Linked DNA regions of Homo sapiens: region 2 is linked to region 1. Evidence: read pairs that join two places in POLR2A ChIA-PET (ENCODE). Cell type or tissue: B cell. All regions are shown on one strand. Links, peaks and the distances in the headings refer to the core of each region. The heading gives the core; the rest is flanking DNA.

Region 1 (8,346 bases), core at 183-8,182:
TTGAAAATGTTTTTTTTTAAAAATCTAACCTAGACCATCCCAAATCATGAATTACTGTTGTGTGAAACAGTGAGACTACTGTTTTTATGCCACAGGTTTATAATTATGCAAATAAATACTACATCTTTGCATTCATTTTGGTTTTACTTACCGAATTTTCATTCCAGGAATGTCTGAATCTGAACAGGCTCTTAAAGGTACTTCTCAGATTAAATTACTCTCATCTGAAGATATAGAAGGGATGCGACTTGTATGTAGGGTAAGAGTGATTTTTTCTCCATGGGGTAGGAAATGTTTAAGCAGTACTTAGACATGAAGTCAGTGGTTTGCTGATTTATAAAGATAGCAAATGTTATATTGTTAGACTGACCAGCCATGCTTTTTTTTTTTTTTTAACTTTTTTTTGAGACAGAGTTTCACTCTGTCGCCCAGGCTGGAGTGCAGTGGCGTGATCTCTGCTCACTGCAACCTCCACCTTCTGTTTTCAAGCGATTCTTCTGCCTCAGCCTCCTGAGTAGCTGGGATTACAGGTGCCCACCACCACACCTGGCTAATTTTTGTATTTTTAGTAGAGATGGGGTTTCACCATGTTGCCCAGGCTGGTCTCGAACTCCTGACCTCGTGATCTGCCCACCTTGGCCTCCCAAAATGCTGGGATTACAGGCGTGAGCCACCACACCTGGCCTTTTTTTGTATTTTTAGTAGATACAGGGTTTCACCATGTTGGCCAGGCTGGTCTCTAACTCCTGACGTAAGGTGATCTGCCCGCCTCGGCCTCCCACAGTGCTGGGATTACAGGCGTGAGCCATTGTGCCCGGTTTAGCCATGCTTTTCATTAAACTATTGTTAGTATATAATTTTAGTCAACAGTTTTCTTCTTAAAAGCCTATTTCAGAATTAATCTGGTGGATAGTCTATATTTAGATGACAATCCTTTTCATTTATTTAATGATATTTAAAAACATTTTGTCATTTTATTTTCACAAGTCATCATAACATAGGACAGAGTTTAAGGCTCAGAGGGTTATGCTGTAGGCCTTTTTGTGAAATACCTATGATGAGTGGTAGTAGTGGTTGGTACTCATTAGGTGAAATCACATATTTATTCTGAAGGAAAATATAATACATTGATATTATTCATTTAAGTAAGATTCTTAAGGTTTCTATTCAGTGCTTTAAAAGTGATTTGATTCTAATTTTGTTTGATATCCTGGAGAACTTTCTCTTCCTATGACTTGCTGTGATTCTTTGAGGAATTCATTCATCTATTTTTTTTTTTTTGAGACAGGGTCTTGCTATCACTCAGGCTAGAGTACAGTGGCACAATCATAGATCATATAGATCATAGCTCATAGCTTACTGTAACTCCAAACTCCTGGGCTCAAGCTATCCTTCCACCTCAGCCTCCTGAGTAGCTGGGATCACAGGCATGTGCCACTACACCTGACTACTTTTTTTTTTTTTTTTTTTAAGAGACAGGATCTCACTATGTTGCCCAGGCTCATCTGTTCTTTTTTCTTTTCCTCTACTTTTCCCCATTATAGAAATGAGAGAAGACTACCTCTATCAGTTGATGATAGTTTAGATTTCTTAGGATGTATATTTTCACATAGAAATCAGCCAACCTTACTGCTGCTTGCTTGTTAACCCAATTTTTATATAAAATTAATGTTTGTTTTTATGTATTTACATATAATATATTTATATATTTTCTATAAAATTATAATATTCAAGGGGAGATTCATTTTTACCAATCTTCCACAGTCAAACAGTAGAAAGGGTATAGATTTCTGTTTCTGTGTCTTTTTTAATGTATTGAGTGTTCCTTTTTTACAGCTTGCTAGAGAAGTTTTGGATGTTGCTGCCGGCATGATTAAACCAGGTGTAACTACTGAAGAAATAGATCACGCTGTACACTTAGTAAGAACTTCACTTTTTTACTTTGAGTAATTTTGTTACATTACTAGATGCTTTGAACTTAAACATTAAGTAGATTTAAGTTCTGAGTGTCTAAGGTAACTTGGGTAAACTCATTTGAAAGCAAATTTTTGCTTTGTTTCAAATATGGAAAACATTCAACAGTCATTATTCTCATCTTTAAGAATCTATAATATTAAGGTCTGAGGTAAGCTTGAAATATCTTGTTTCTGAAACAACATATTTGTAATAAGCATTTCAGTTGAGCTTTTATAAAATGATTGATTTTATCTGCTTTAAGTAAATCCTGCCACTACAGACATCAAATATTCTGAAATAAAAAAAAGAATATGACTTCTGATGGTAGATTAGTTAAATGTTTCCTCAAGGCAATGAACAGTCCACATAAATATTTGTAGTAAGTATAGGGATTAAAAATAAATAAATAAAGATTGTCTGCCCATCAAAGAGAGACCTTAAGACCTTATTAGATGAGTGTACACATTATATGAATTTTAAAAAAAAGAGTGATAAGTAGTTAATATAACATATGGAAAGCAGATCACACGTGTTCTAGTAAACAAATACAAATTATAAAGACCTAGTAAATTTGTATTTTAAAGATGTTTATATGCATTGCTTGTGTGGAAATGATGAAACTGGTCCTCTCTTCTGCTTGGTGATGGTATTGTAAATTGGAAGAACCCTTTTGGAAGGATTTGACAATCTATCTTGAGCTATGAAAATGTTTATAAATTTTTTATTCAGAATCTTATTAATCCTGACTTTTGGGTATTGTTTCATATGTTAGTATAAGACGTATCGTATGCAATAATAGCATTTTGAGTATGCTCTGTGGGCCAGGTACTCAAGTGCTTCTTTTACATTAACTCATTAATCTTACCAACAACCTCTTGAGGGTAGGTACTATTGTAATCTCCGTTTTATAGGTAAGGAAACTGAGGAAGAGAGAGGTTAATTAATTAAATTGGTAAAAGTTACACAACTTGTAAGTGATGGAATTGGCATTTTCAATCTAGAAAGTCTAATTCTGTATGCTCTGAACTATTATTTGTAATGCTATGAGAAGTAGAGAAGTATATTCCTAAATGAGGGAAAAGCCACAAATGTAGTTATTGGTTGTAAGATTTTTTTTTTTTTTGTAATTGAGGAAACTTCATATTAATTTAGATTTTCAGTAAGAATGGAATTGCTAGTAAAATCATGGTATATTCTGCATATTCTGCAAATGGTATATTGTGCAACCATTAAAAAATATTAGCCTGAAGACTAGAGCAGGTTGGAAACAGAAATTACGTATACTGTGATTACCACTGTGTAAAAGCATCCAGTAAAGTAAGACTTGTTATGGAGAGCAGACCATGTTTTTCTGTTAGGAGTTCTTTTGTTGTTCCACTGAATGTGGTTATTAAAATATCTGGAAGTACTTTACCGTTTCTTAATTATACTAGTAGTCATTTTTGGGGCATAGTGATATAGGCTTGTTTCAACATAAGAATTATAATTACATCAAAAATGCTTGTTAATATTTACTTCAAATATTTTATTTTTACTTTAACATTTTTCATAAGGACTAGTTAATTCTAAAGTAAAATCTTCATATGTGGTAATATTTATATATATATTTGTTATAGAGGTTGAGTATCCCTTATCTGAAATGCTTTGGACCAGAAGTGTTCTGAATTTTGAATTTTTTTGGATTTTGGAATATTTGTATTATACGTAACTGGTTAAGTGTCTGTAATTTCAAATTTGAAATTCTAAATGCTCCAATGGGCATTTCTTTGAGTGTCCTGTCGGTGTTCAGAAAGTTTCAGATTTTGGAGGATTTCAGATTTTTGGATTAGGAATACTTAACCTGTATGTCATTTTACTTTTCCTTTGTGCAGTTACCAGTAAACTGGTTTGTGTATGTGTACCTGACTGGCACAAACCCTGTTGTATATTGTTTAAGATAATATCCAGTACTGTTACTAAAATAAAATACTGAGTTCTTCATAGTAGCATGTGTCCAACTGTTTTCACATTTTTCAAATTTTAAAATCTGTAATTTCATACAGATTTTTTCTTTTATATATTCCAAATTATTTTTTCTGTATTATAGGCATGTATTGCAAGAAATTGCTACCCTTCTCCCCTGAATTATTATAATTTCCCAAAGTCTTGTTGTACCTCAGTGAATGAAGTCATTTGCCATGGAATACCAGACAGAAGGCCCTTACAAGAAGGTGACATTGTTAATGGTAAGAAAAATATGTTACTTTCATCACCATGGGCAAAGAAACAACAAAGCTTGGGGAATCTGACAGTGACTTGTGTTTTCTTGACTTGCTTCCTGTACTTAAACTTTTTCCTTTTTAAAATTCAGTATCACTAACTCTTAAATCTACAGGAAGCTCTCTTAACGGTTTTGTGCATGTTGCTTTTAAGATACTTCCGGTGTGATGTGTTTGGTGCAGTGTATTTCTTTAATGCTTATCTCATATGTGATTGGTAAATAGGTCAAAGATGTCAGTGAAATGTGGAGTCTAGTTTTTTTCCCCCAGAAGTTCACTAATGGTTTTGAAGAGACCAGGGCAGGCTTTGTTATAGATACAGGAAAACCCTTCATAATATATGAAGACCTAAAGGAAAGCTGAAAATCTTGCAGAAGTGCCTTACTTGAGTGGAAGTAGCTTTAAAGACCCCTATGTTAAGCTACCTTGGGAAGTTACAAGTATAGAGAGTAGAGGAAGTAGTTTAAAAGACATTAATGAAGGCTTTCCTAGATGGCATTTGTTTTTGTTTTGTGTATTATTTTATTTTTTGGAGACAGGGTCTCACTGTCACCCAGGCTCGAGTGCAGGGGCGCCACCATGGCTCACTGCAGTCTTGACTTCCCTGGCTCAGGTGATCCTCCCACCTCAGAAGTAGATGAGACTGCAGGCTCATTGCTACCATGCCCAGCTCAGTTTTTGTATTTTTTGTAGAGATGGGGTTTTGCCATGTTGCCCAGGCTGGTCTCAAACTCCTGGACTCAAGCATCTGCCCACCTTGGCCTCCCAAAGTCTTGGGATTACAGGCATGAGCCACCGTGCCTGGCTTAGATGGCATTTTAATATTGATGGAATTAGACTCTTTGTTAATAAGATATCTTAAAGGAACTACCTATCAAATGAGGAAGCATGAGCCCAAGTGTTAGAGGCTGCAGATAATTGACTGATTGTGATGCTAGCTGTGAATGATAGCCGAAATTTAACTATGACACTATTTTTATTAGAATTGCTACTGCTTTAGTTAGGGTATCTGTTCATAAAGTTCCATAGGTTTTGAGGCCAACCCTGTTTTTCAAATATAAAGCCTGTTATTTTTATTATATGTAGAATGTGTGAGGTTTTTCAGGAATGTATGTGTTGTGCTAGAACCAAAATATCTATATTGTGATGTTACAGGTTGATTGAAATATGTGGTTTAAAAATACTCAATGTGCTCTCTAGATACATTATAATGGTATAATAGTATATAATATATAGTATAATAGTAATCTATATTCTTAAACATGGGGACAAAGAGAAGAATGAATATTCACAAATAAGAGAAAAGCAAATGAGTTTTAAAAAAACAGGTGTAGAGCAGTGTAAATTTTTCTGTTATTCCCTAGCAGGAGTAAGGAACTTGTAAAAGATAAGTGAAAATGGTATTTTGTAGCAATGTAGCAAAGTTTTCAATTTAATGTTACTAACTCTGGTAATTTATTTTGCATGATTGTGTCCCACATACATTTTTCTTTTGCCACAAGTGATACAATTACTATAAGAGTATAAAAACCCACTATCTGGCTTATGTTACATGGCCATATTCCTGCTCTCCACAGTGAGTTCAGTTACATCTCAGGGAGCTTCTGTTGGGCAATAACTATCTATCCATTGGTGTCTAATTTGAGAATGCAGAAGTTGTCTTTTTCATTAAGTTGCTAGATGCTGTCATGTTGGAAAAACACTTGAATTTTGAAATGAAAATAAGTATGGTCTTTATATTTGCACATTCTCTTGCAGTGGATATCACTCTTTATCGCAATGGTTATCATGGGGACCTGAATGAGACATTTTTTGTTGGAGAAGTGGATGATGGAGCACGGAAACTTGTTCAGACCACATATGAGTGCCTGATGCAAGCCATTGATGCAGGTCAGCCTCAGTGTTGAGCACCTATTGGCAGTCCTGTGTGTTGATGGGCCAAGAATGACTGGGCGCTGCAGTTCTGTGCATTCCTTGTACCTTCCAGGTTGCCCCTGTTCTACCTGAGTTAGCTTTGGTTGTTAGCAGTAATGGGTAAAAGGATGATCTGGGAATCTCTTGGTGGTGATAGACCAGATGATTGGTTAGCATCCTTTGTTTCTTCTGTGATTTATCTTCCTTTTCTTTGCCTGATAAATGAAGAGGACTGTGCAGATGGTTTTTTAGTGCAACTTTTATTCTATTTTTAAAATTCTTTCCAGTACATAAATATTATGTTCTCCTCATAAAAAATTAAAAGTGAAGATTATGAGTGAAAAATGTGTGATCCTCCTTTACACTTGCCTCCCCTCTTATCTCTCTCTTCTCTCTAGAGATATCCCATTACCGTTTAGGTTTTTTCTCTCTCCTGTGCATTAATGCACACACGTATGTGTATGTGTTAAATTAAGTTAAATGGAATCATAATATTTTTAATGTGTAACTGGGCTGTTTTTTCAACTATCATAGAGATCTTTTCAAGTTAGCATATATACCTACAGACATAGATTTACCTCATTCTTTTAATGGCTATGTATTATATTCTATAGTATTACAATTTGTGTAACTATTCTGTTGGATTTTGGTGCTTTCCAGATTTCTTACTATTGTAGTAATGGGTAGGGGTGTATTTCTGGAGGATTTTTCTCAGGCTGTCTGTCTTTGTACATATGAACAACTTATCGAGGCTTTTTTGTTTAATCAGTATCTTATGGGGATAAGAGAAGGAAAGGGGCTGGGCATGGTGGCTCACTCCTGTAATCCCAGCACCTTGGGAGGCTGAGGTTGGCAGATCACTTGAGGTCAAGAGTTCGAGACCAGCCCGGCCAACATGGTGAAACCCTGTCTCTAATAAAAATACAAAAATTAGCCAGGTGTGGTGGCGGGCGCCTGTAATCCCAGCTACTCGGGAGGCTGAGGCAGGAGAGTTGCTGGAACCTGGGAAGTGGATTGTGCCACCGCATTCCAGCTTGGGCAACAGAGCGAGACTCCATTTCAAAAAAAGAAGAAAAGAAAAAAAAGAAAGGAAAGTTCTTAACAGCATCTTGTTGGAGTTGTTAACAAACTGTTAATAAATGGGCAAACAGCCTTCTGGTTAAATCCTTACCATATCAACTTTATTACCAGTGTGCTACCTGCAATCCTCCCCAGTCTCTCCAAATCTTGATGTCATCAACAGAATAGTGAACAGGACAGAGTTCTTAGACAAACATACAGTTATCTCTAATAATGTTGATCCAGTATTTTTATTGTTTTTAGTGCGTTCTTTAATGTGTATGGGAGATGAAATTTTTACTCAAGTTGGAGGAATGGAAATGAAGGAATATGATATTTTTGTGTATCAGGTGAAATTTTGAAAACTTATTACTCATTGTTGATTATTTTAAAACATTAATACAGGAGGTGGAATTGAAGAAATTTAATGTTTAATTTGTCATTTGTGAAAGCTTAAGTTTGAAATAATTTTTAGAGTTTCTGCCAGATAATATAGTCAATATTTCTATTCTTTTTGCTTCTCTGTGAATCAACTGAAGAAACAAAAAAAAAAAAAAAAAAAAAAGAAAAAGAAAAAACCAGATAGTTAGAATGCTGTTTTATATGACGTATGACTGGAACTTGCCAATAGTTTTCATAACAGTAGCCAGGAAGGAACGAAAGTGGCTTGATCTTTTTTGGAAAGTGCTTTGAATTCCTTTGTATATATCATTTTTGCCCCTCATTTTGCACCTCCCTTACTCCCCCAGGTAGAGGGTTTGAAAAGCTGTTGAAATTAGGCTTCTTAAGTAGGGTTTCTTAGTCTATGCACTTAGTGGCTTTTGGGCCTGATAATTTTTTGTTGTAGAGACCTGTTCTATACACATAAGATGTTCCACAAGCATTCCTGGTCTCTACCCAGTAAATGCCAGTTACACCACCACCCTGTGTTTGACAACCAGAAATATTAATATCTCTAGATACTACCCTTGGGGCCGCAGTTGGAGCAGTTTGAAAATTAGGGAAGACTTCCTCTGTCACTCTTTCTATGCAACATGGATTACAATATTGTTCCCCCTCCCACCCCAGGCTGATAGGAAGGCCTGGATAGGAATGAAAGAAAGTAATTATGAAAGTCAGCATGATTTTTCAAAACCAGAAACCTCCTTCCTTCTCCCCC
Region 2 (8,346 bases), core at 29-8,028, 770 kb before region 1:
GAAAAAGTAGTACAGTAATAGCTAATGACCAGATAATGTAGGATCTAAAATGCCAAGCTGAAGAATTTTAATCTGACTTACCTATTGAGAGACCACTAAACATTTTTATGTAGTTAAGTGATGGATCACATCTGTGGTATAGGAAAATTTGTCAGTTGAGTGCAGGATCGATTAGATGAGAAACTACAGAACACTTCAGAAGATTGTTGTTGGAGTTTGGACGAAAATGTTTAATGGCTTGAACCAGGTTATGGCAACGGGAATAGAATATTGCAAATAAAGAATAGGATTTACTTGGCAACCCATTGAGTATGGAATTGAGAGTCACAGGTTTTAGCCTGGGTGATAATGAGGATACGAGAATCTCCTGATACATATTCAGTTAACAGGAAGAGGAAACTTAGATACTCAATTTTGGACCTATTGCATTAGACTTTTTGGTCTGTCCTTTAGTCTCTGCTCCTTGATAACAAGGACGTTGTCATATTAGGATTTGAATACATTTCTAACACTAGTGTCTGGCACATAGTAGCTACATAGAAAAATTGTGTTGACTGACTGAAACTAGATAAAAAATAGTTGACAAACATTTATTTTAACTTTCGAGAGTACAATTTGAATTAGAGATCTGGAAGTTATCCACAAATATCCTGAGGTGATATTTGAAGTTAGATCAGAGGACAAGAGTCAACAAAGAAAAAGAGGAAAATTGTTCATGGTAAGAATCTTGAGGAATGGGGTTCCTTAAGTTTTCCGTAGTTAGGGAAAAAGGAATGGTATGATTTCACACTGAAAAACACAGAAGTCAGAGTGAAAGACTAGAATTGGTATATGGTTGGTTTTAAGAAAGAGTGAATAGTTAATAAGGTCTGTTTTTTCAGAACAGTCAGGAGGGTGATAGGGACTGAGAACAGGCTCTAAGTGCTTTGGTTAGGATATTACCCAGTATATTTTTCTAAAAAGCCACTTTAAGAGGTTTAGTAGATATGGAGGTCAGTTGTAAAGGCTAAGTGAATAATAAGTGGAAACAGTTCACTAGGTATAGTCATGCTGTATTTCTCACCTTGTTTAAAGATCTGTGAGAAAACATAGATTTTTAAAAATATTTTTAACTCACTCTGCATGACAGATATTACATTTTAGAAAATATTTTAAAATTTTAAATGTATTTTAATTTACAAATTAAAAAAATTATTTTAATGTTACATTTTACATGGAAGGACATGTGCTGTTTTCATGTCTAAGGATAATTTTTAATTTCACCATAGTGCCTCACATTTCTCTGACATTTCATTTTTAATGTCTTTGTGACTTAGTATAGTACAATTTTTATTTTTATAATGTCTGTCATGCAGAGTGAGTCTAGAATGATTTTATAATTTTGCATGGCATTTTGCCTAAACAATACTCTTTACTGATGAATGGTTTTATCACTTTTACTCTTAGACTTTGTGAATTTGAGACTTCTTTAGATTATAGGTATGCTTCTAATTATATTTTTAATTCCTGGAGTTGTAGTTTTCTCTGTAGATAGGTATCAAACTTATAGTCATTTTATTTTGCCTGTATTTCCAAGTCCAGGAATGGTTTTCATAGCTAAATAATAAATACTAATTTTGCCTGATCTTTGCAAGTCTAGGCAGGGTGATAAAATATTTTTGAAAGCTGGTAATTACTAAAATTTATGATTTCAAAAAAGCATAGATGCTAGCTTGGTAAATTTAAAAATTTTTCTTATGTTGGCATTATATCTGTTTTGTATATGTCTTTTTTCATATGGGAGAAAGGTTGAATTCACTATCCTTGGTAGTCATATTCTGAAGTCTGTACTACTACTATTTGAAAAATTATAATAGCCTTAACTCTTTTTAAGAACCAAAATGATTTTGCTTTCATAGTGGAATCTTGGAATTTCTAGGTGACTTTGGGGAAATAGTGTGGATGCTCTCCAGAAATTCCTGATTGAACCTGAGATTGAACATAGCAATTCTGGAGTTATTGGTGGCACTAACAACAGCCATCAGAATTACCTAAATTTTAATATCCAGTCATGAACATCAGGAGGAATGAAGGAGGAAGATTCAGTCCTTTGGGAACCTGATGTAATTTTAGATAGCCAAATGTTTGGATAACTGATAAGGAAAAAGTTTAATTTAAAATACATGTTGATGTTGAGTTCAGTTTGCCAGTATTTTGTTGAGGATTTTTCTATTTATGTTTATTAAGGATATTAGCTTGTAGTTTCTTTTCTTGTAGTATCATTGTCTGGCTTTGGTATCAGGGTAATGCTGGCCTCATTAAATGAGTTTGGAAGTATTTCCCTTCATTGTTTGGAAAGAGTTTGAGGAGGATTGGTATTAGTTCCTTTTTTAAAATAATTTCAACTTTTAGTTTAGGTTCAGAGGGTACATGTGCATGTTTTTTACATGGGCATGTTATGTGACACTTTGGAGTATGAATAATCCCATCACCCAGGGGTTTGGAGTATGAATAATCCCATCACCCAGGTAGTGTGCATGGTACCCAGTGGGTAGTTTTTCAGCCCTTGCCTCCCTCCATTTGTCCCCCTCTAGTAGTCCCCAGTATCTGTTGTTCCCATCTTTATGTCCATATGTACACCCAGTGCTTAGCTTCCGCTTATAAATGAGAACATGTGGTATTTGGATTTCTTGTTTCTATGTTAATTTGCTTAGGATAGTGGCCTCCAGCTCCATCCATGTTGCTGCAAAGGACATGATTTCATTCTTTTTTGTGGGTGCATAGTATTCCATGGTATATATGTGTCACATTTTCTTTATCCAATCCACTATTGATAGGCACCTGGGTTGTTTTCATGTCTTTGTTATTGTGAATAGTGCTGCGATGAAGATCCAAGAGCATGTGCCTTTTTGGTAGCATGATTTATTTTTCTCTGGAAATATACCCAGTAATGGGATGGCTGGGTCAAATGGTAGTTCTGTTTTAAGTTCGTCGAGAAGTCTCCAAATTGCGTTCCACAGTGTCTGAACTAATTTATATTTCCACTAACAGTGTAAAAACATTCTCTTTTCTCCACAGCCTTACAGCATCTGTTTTTTGTTTGTTTGTTTTTACTTTTTAATAATAGCCATTCTGACTGGTGTGAAATGGTGTCTCATTGTGGTTTGATTTGCAGTCTCATCACATTAAGAGGATCATACGTCATGATCAAGTGGGATTTATCCCTGGGATGCAAGAATGGTTGAACATACACAAATCAATAAATGTGATACACCACGTTAACAGAATGAAGAACAAAAATCATACGATCATCTCAGTTGATGCAGAAAAAGCATTTGACAAAATTCAACATACTTTCATTTTTAAAACTCTCAACAAATTTGGTGTAGAATGAATATGCCTAAACATAGTAAAGGTCCTATATGACAAGCCCATAGCTAACATCATACTTAATGGTGAAAATCTGAAAAGTTTATCTCAGATTGAGAAAAAAAACAAGGATGCCCACTCTTGCCACTGCTATTTAAGATAGTACTAGAAGTCCTAGCAGAGCAAATAGACAAGAAAAAGAAATTAAAAAGCATTCAAATTGGAGAGTAAAATGATCTGTTTAAAGATAGCATGGTCTTATACATAGAAAGCCTTAAAGACTCCTTGAAAAAAAAGACAAAAACTATTAGTCCTAATAAATGAATTCAGTAAAGTTTCAGGATACAAAATCAGCATAGAAAAATCAGAAGCATTTCTATACACTAACAGCAAACTTTCTGAGGATGTAATCAAGAAAACAATCCTATTTACAGTAGCTGCAAAAATATAAAATATTTAGGAATAGATTTAACCAAGAAGGTGAAAGATCTCTATGCTGAAAACTGTAAGACATTGATGAAAGAATTTGAAAAATTAACAGATATCCCATATTCATAAATTGGAAGAATTAATATTGTTACAATGTTCATAGTACTGAAAGTGATCTACAGATTCAATGTAATCCCTATCAAAATTCCAGTGAAACTTTTCACAGAAATAGCAAAACAATTCTAAAATTTGTATGGAACCACAAAAGATCTGAATAGCCAGAATAATCTTGAGCAAGAAGAACAAGGCCAGGGGCATCACACTACATGCTTCAAGTCATGTTACAAAGCTGTAGTGATCAAAACAGTATGGTACTGGCATAAAAGCAGACACATAGATCAATGGAACAGAATAGAGAGGCCAGAAATAAACCCAAGAATTTACAGTCAATTGATCTTCAAAAAAAAAAAAAAAAAAAAAAGCCAAGGAAACACAATGGGGACAGGACAATCTCTTCAATAAACACTGTTGTTAAAACTAGATACCCACATACTGAAGAATGACATTGGATCCTTATTCATCCCATATACAAAAATCAGCTCAAAATGGGTCAGAGATTTAAACAAAAGATTTGAATTTGAAAAGCATAAGATGCGCGCAAGAAAATACTGGAGAGAAGCTCCATAAGATTGGTGTTGGCAATGATTTTTTGTTTATGGCACCAAAAGCACAGGCAACAAAAGCAAAAATAAACAAATGGGACTTCATCAAATTAATAAGTTTCTCTGTAGCAAAGGAAACAACAAAATGAAAAGGCAGCTTACATAATGAGGGGAAATATTTGCAAGCCGTATATCCGATTAGGGGTTAACACGTAAAAATAATCAGGAACTCATACAACTCAGTAGCTAAAATAAAATAAAAATACAGGTTGAGGATCCCTAATTCAAAATCTGAAATGCTTCAAAATCTGAAACTTTTTGAATGCTGACATGACACTCAAAGGAAATGCACATTGCAGCATTTGGATTTTTGGTTTCAGATTTTTGGATTAGGGATGTTAAACCAGTTAGTATCATGCATGTATTCCAAAATCTGAATAATTTCAAAATCTGAAACACTTCTGGTCTAAAGCATTTTGCATAAGGGATACTCAATCTGTATTTACCTAGATGTAAATAATAAATGAATATATTAGAATAGGTTATTGTCTCAGTCCATTTTGTGCTGCTATGACAGAATACTGCAGACTGGGTAATATATAAAGAACAGAAATTTATTCTATCAGAGTTCTGGAGTCTGGTAACTACAAGATCAAAGTGCCTGCAGGTTTGGTCTTTGGTTTCAAGATGAGGCCTAGTTGCTGTGTCCTCCAAAGAGGAGAAACCTTGTGCCCTCACACAACAGAAAAGCAAAAGAGAAAATCCACTCTGGTAAGCTCTTTTTATAATGCCATTAATCTATTTATGAGGGCAGAGCCATCATAACCTAAACACCTCCCATTACCTTCCAGTACTGTTGTGTTTAAGTTTCAACATGAGTTTTGGAGGGGACAAAAACATTCAAACCATATAGTTATAAAGACTATTTCAGTTATAAAAGCCTGTGATTCCTTGAAACTGAAGTTTGAAATATACTCCATATCATTGGTATCTTAAATATAACCTCTATATAACTTGTTTTTCTTTAGTGTTCAAATGGTAATGTATACTTGAGGTAGCAACTTAAGGGTTTGAACCAACTTTAGCTTTGTCTGAATAAATGACCTAAAAAAACATTTCTCAAGCTGGCTAAGATATGGATGCTGGATTCAAATTGCAGGTGAAATAATTCTCTCAGTGCTTCTATTTATATAGCTTTTGTAACTAGAAGCATTTCAGGAGTTAAAACCAAGGACTAGGTTAGTGATAAATGGAAGTGGTTAAATTGAGCTCTTAGCTATGATTGGCTGTACAGTTGACCGTTGAATAACATGGATTTGAACAGCGCAGTTCCACTTCCATGTGGATTTTTTTTTTTCAATAAAAGCTATACCAAGTGAGTTGCCTCTCCTGCCTCCCCTTTTACCTCCTCCACCTCTGCCACACCTGAGACAGCTAGATGAACCCCTCCTCTTCTCAGCCTACTCAAGAGTGACTATAATAAGGATGAAGACCTTTATGATGACCCACTTCCCATGTAATGAACAGTAAATACATTTTCTCTTCCTTCCATTTTCTTTTCTCTAGCTTACCTTATTGTAACAATATGGTATTTGATGCATATGGTATATGATGCATATAACATACATAATATGTGTTAATTGACTGTTTATGTTATTGGTAAGGCTTCTGGTCAGCATTAGGCTATTAAGGTTTTAGGGAGTTAAAAGTTATGTGTGGATTTTTGACTGAGTGAGAGGGGGATTGGTACCCCTAGTGCCTGCATTGTTCAAGGGTCAACAGTACTTGTTAATTCCAAAGTCCTTTTTGTTCACAAAATGACTTTAGGTACTTATTGGTACTGAAATATATTTATTAATATCTGGGCTACATCTTTGTATTTAGCAGATTAGTAGACATCTCTACTAATTAAACTCATTGAGTTCAAAATAAAACTCATTTTATAATTTTTAATAATGATAATTAGAGGGGTGCTGGTAAATGTTTAACTAAACGCCTTTCTCCAAAATAGCCCTGATTTGTGATGGCTGTCAATTTCCTGTGGTGTAAATACTCCCCCCATGGCTCATTTCAAGCCGCTAAAATAGTGTCACTGAATGCAGAGTTGAGAAGAGATAAGAGGTAGCACATCATTATATACCATATCCACCATACAGACATAATCTCATTAGCACATATAATAGTAAAATGTAAAGTAAGTAGTGATGGTTTTGAGTGTTAATTCTTCTGTTTTAGTATAACTCATTTATGTATATATAATTATGTTTTAATAACTGCCTCATAAAAATCCTGAAAATTTAATAATTATATCTCATGGGGTAGTATAGGGGGCTGTATACCATTGAGTTCATAATTACCATTTATTAAGAATGATTGATGTGAGTTATGCTACACTTTACATATTTTTAAAACTGAATTTTAATCCTTTCAACAATTCTATGAAGTAGGTGACACTGTCTCCATTTTACTAAATCAAAGAATTAAATAATTTATCCAAGGGGACAACTAACACTCCAACATCCTGATTTAGAGCAATGGTTTTCAAACTTCAGCTTGCATAGAATCACTTGAAGAGCTTGTTTTTAAAAAATACTGGGCCCACCTTCAGAAGTTCTGGTTCAATAGATGTGGGGTGGGCTGAGAATTTGCATTGTCAAGACCTTCCCAGGTGATGCCACACTGGGAACAGCACCACCATCAAGCATAGGCTGACAAGCTTTTTCCATAAAGGACCAGATGATAAATATTTCAGGCTTTGTAGGCCATGAGGCGGAATCAAAGATACTACATATTGGGTTAGTGTGTAAGTAATTGTGGTTTCAGACTCTGCATTTTAAATAATTATTACTAGGCGCAAACACATCTTTATTAATCAAAATAGGAACATTAAAATCAACACATTTTTGCCAATGGGAAGTAAGTTTATTCCTGTAGCATTAAAATCCATGCTTCGGGATTTATCAAACACTTGGAAAGCATTTTCTGCATCCTGCTGGTTGTGGAAGCATTTTCCCTCCTAAAAGTTGTCGAGATGCTTGAAGAAGTGGTAGTCAGTTGGTGAGAGGTCAAGTGAATATGGCAGGTGAGGCAAAACTTCATAGCTCGGTTCGTTCAACTTTTGAAGCGTTGGTTGTGCGATCTGTGGTCGGACGTTGTCATGGAGAAGAATTGGGCCCTTTCTGTTGACCAGTGCCAGCTGCAGACAGTACAGTTTTCAGTGCATCTCATCAATTTGCTGAGCATACTTCTCAGATTTAATGGTTTCACCGGGATTCAGAAAGCTGTAGTGGATCAGCAGCAGACCACCAGACAGTGACCATGACCTTTTTTTGGTGCAAGTTTGGCTTTGGGAAGTGCTTTGGAGCTTCTTGGTCCAATCACTGAACTGGTCATCTCCAGTTGTATAAAATCCACTTTTCAGTTGCCATATAAAATCCACTTCTTGTTGCACGTCACAATCTGATCGAGAAATGGTTCATTGTTGTTGCGTAGGATGAGAGAAGACAACGCTTTAAAACAACGATTTTTTTCTGATTTTCGCTGAGCTCATAAGGCACCCACCTATCGAGCTTTTTCACCTTTCCAATTTGCTGCAAATGCTGAACTACCAGAGAATGGTCGACATTGAGTTCTTCGGCAACTTCTCGTGTAGTTGTAAGAGGATCAGCTTTGATGATTGCTCTCAATTGGTCATTGTCGACTTCTCATCTTCCACTACCCTCCTCATCTAGGCTCTCGTCTCCTTTGCAAAACTTCTTGAGCCACCACTGCACTGTATGTTCATTAGCAGTTCCTGGGCCAAGTGCATTGTTGATGTTGCTAGTTGTCTCCGCTGCTTTACGACCCATTTTGAACTCAGAAATAAGAAAATCACTCGTAAAGAGAACTGTGCATTAAAATGATGTAT

Evidence for each region. Peaks named below come from ENCODE experiments on the same cell type or tissue, not always from the same donor. Only the 100,000 strongest peaks of a DNase experiment are listed, where the experiment ranks them.
Region 2: POLR2A ChIA-PET joins it to region 1 with 9 read pairs; 4 of 35 experiments call an interaction of 5 or more read pairs at or near these places.

The regions. Positions count from the first base shown.
Region 1 is chr4:99,039,207-99,047,552 of GRCh38, forward strand. It overlaps METAP1 (methionyl aminopeptidase 1), which reads left to right. Exons shown (of 11, transcript NM_015143.3): 5 at 168-259; 6 at 1,837-1,920; 7 at 4,043-4,181; 8 at 5,973-6,104. Among named protein-coding and RNA genes, the nearest start is that of ADH5, 45 kb to the right of the region's middle. In B cell, for the core only: no CTCF peak of the experiment used is centred there; no DNase peak of the experiment used is centred there; H3K27ac peaks cover 1,116 bases.
Region 2 is chr4:98,264,938-98,273,283 of GRCh38, forward strand. All of the region lies in intron 1 of RAP1GDS1 (Rap1 GTPase-GDP dissociation stimulator 1), which reads left to right. Among named protein-coding and RNA genes, the nearest start is that of RAP1GDS1, 7.7 kb to the left of the region's middle. In B cell, for the core only: no CTCF peak of the experiment used is centred there; no DNase peak of the experiment used is centred there; H3K27ac peaks cover 1,305 bases.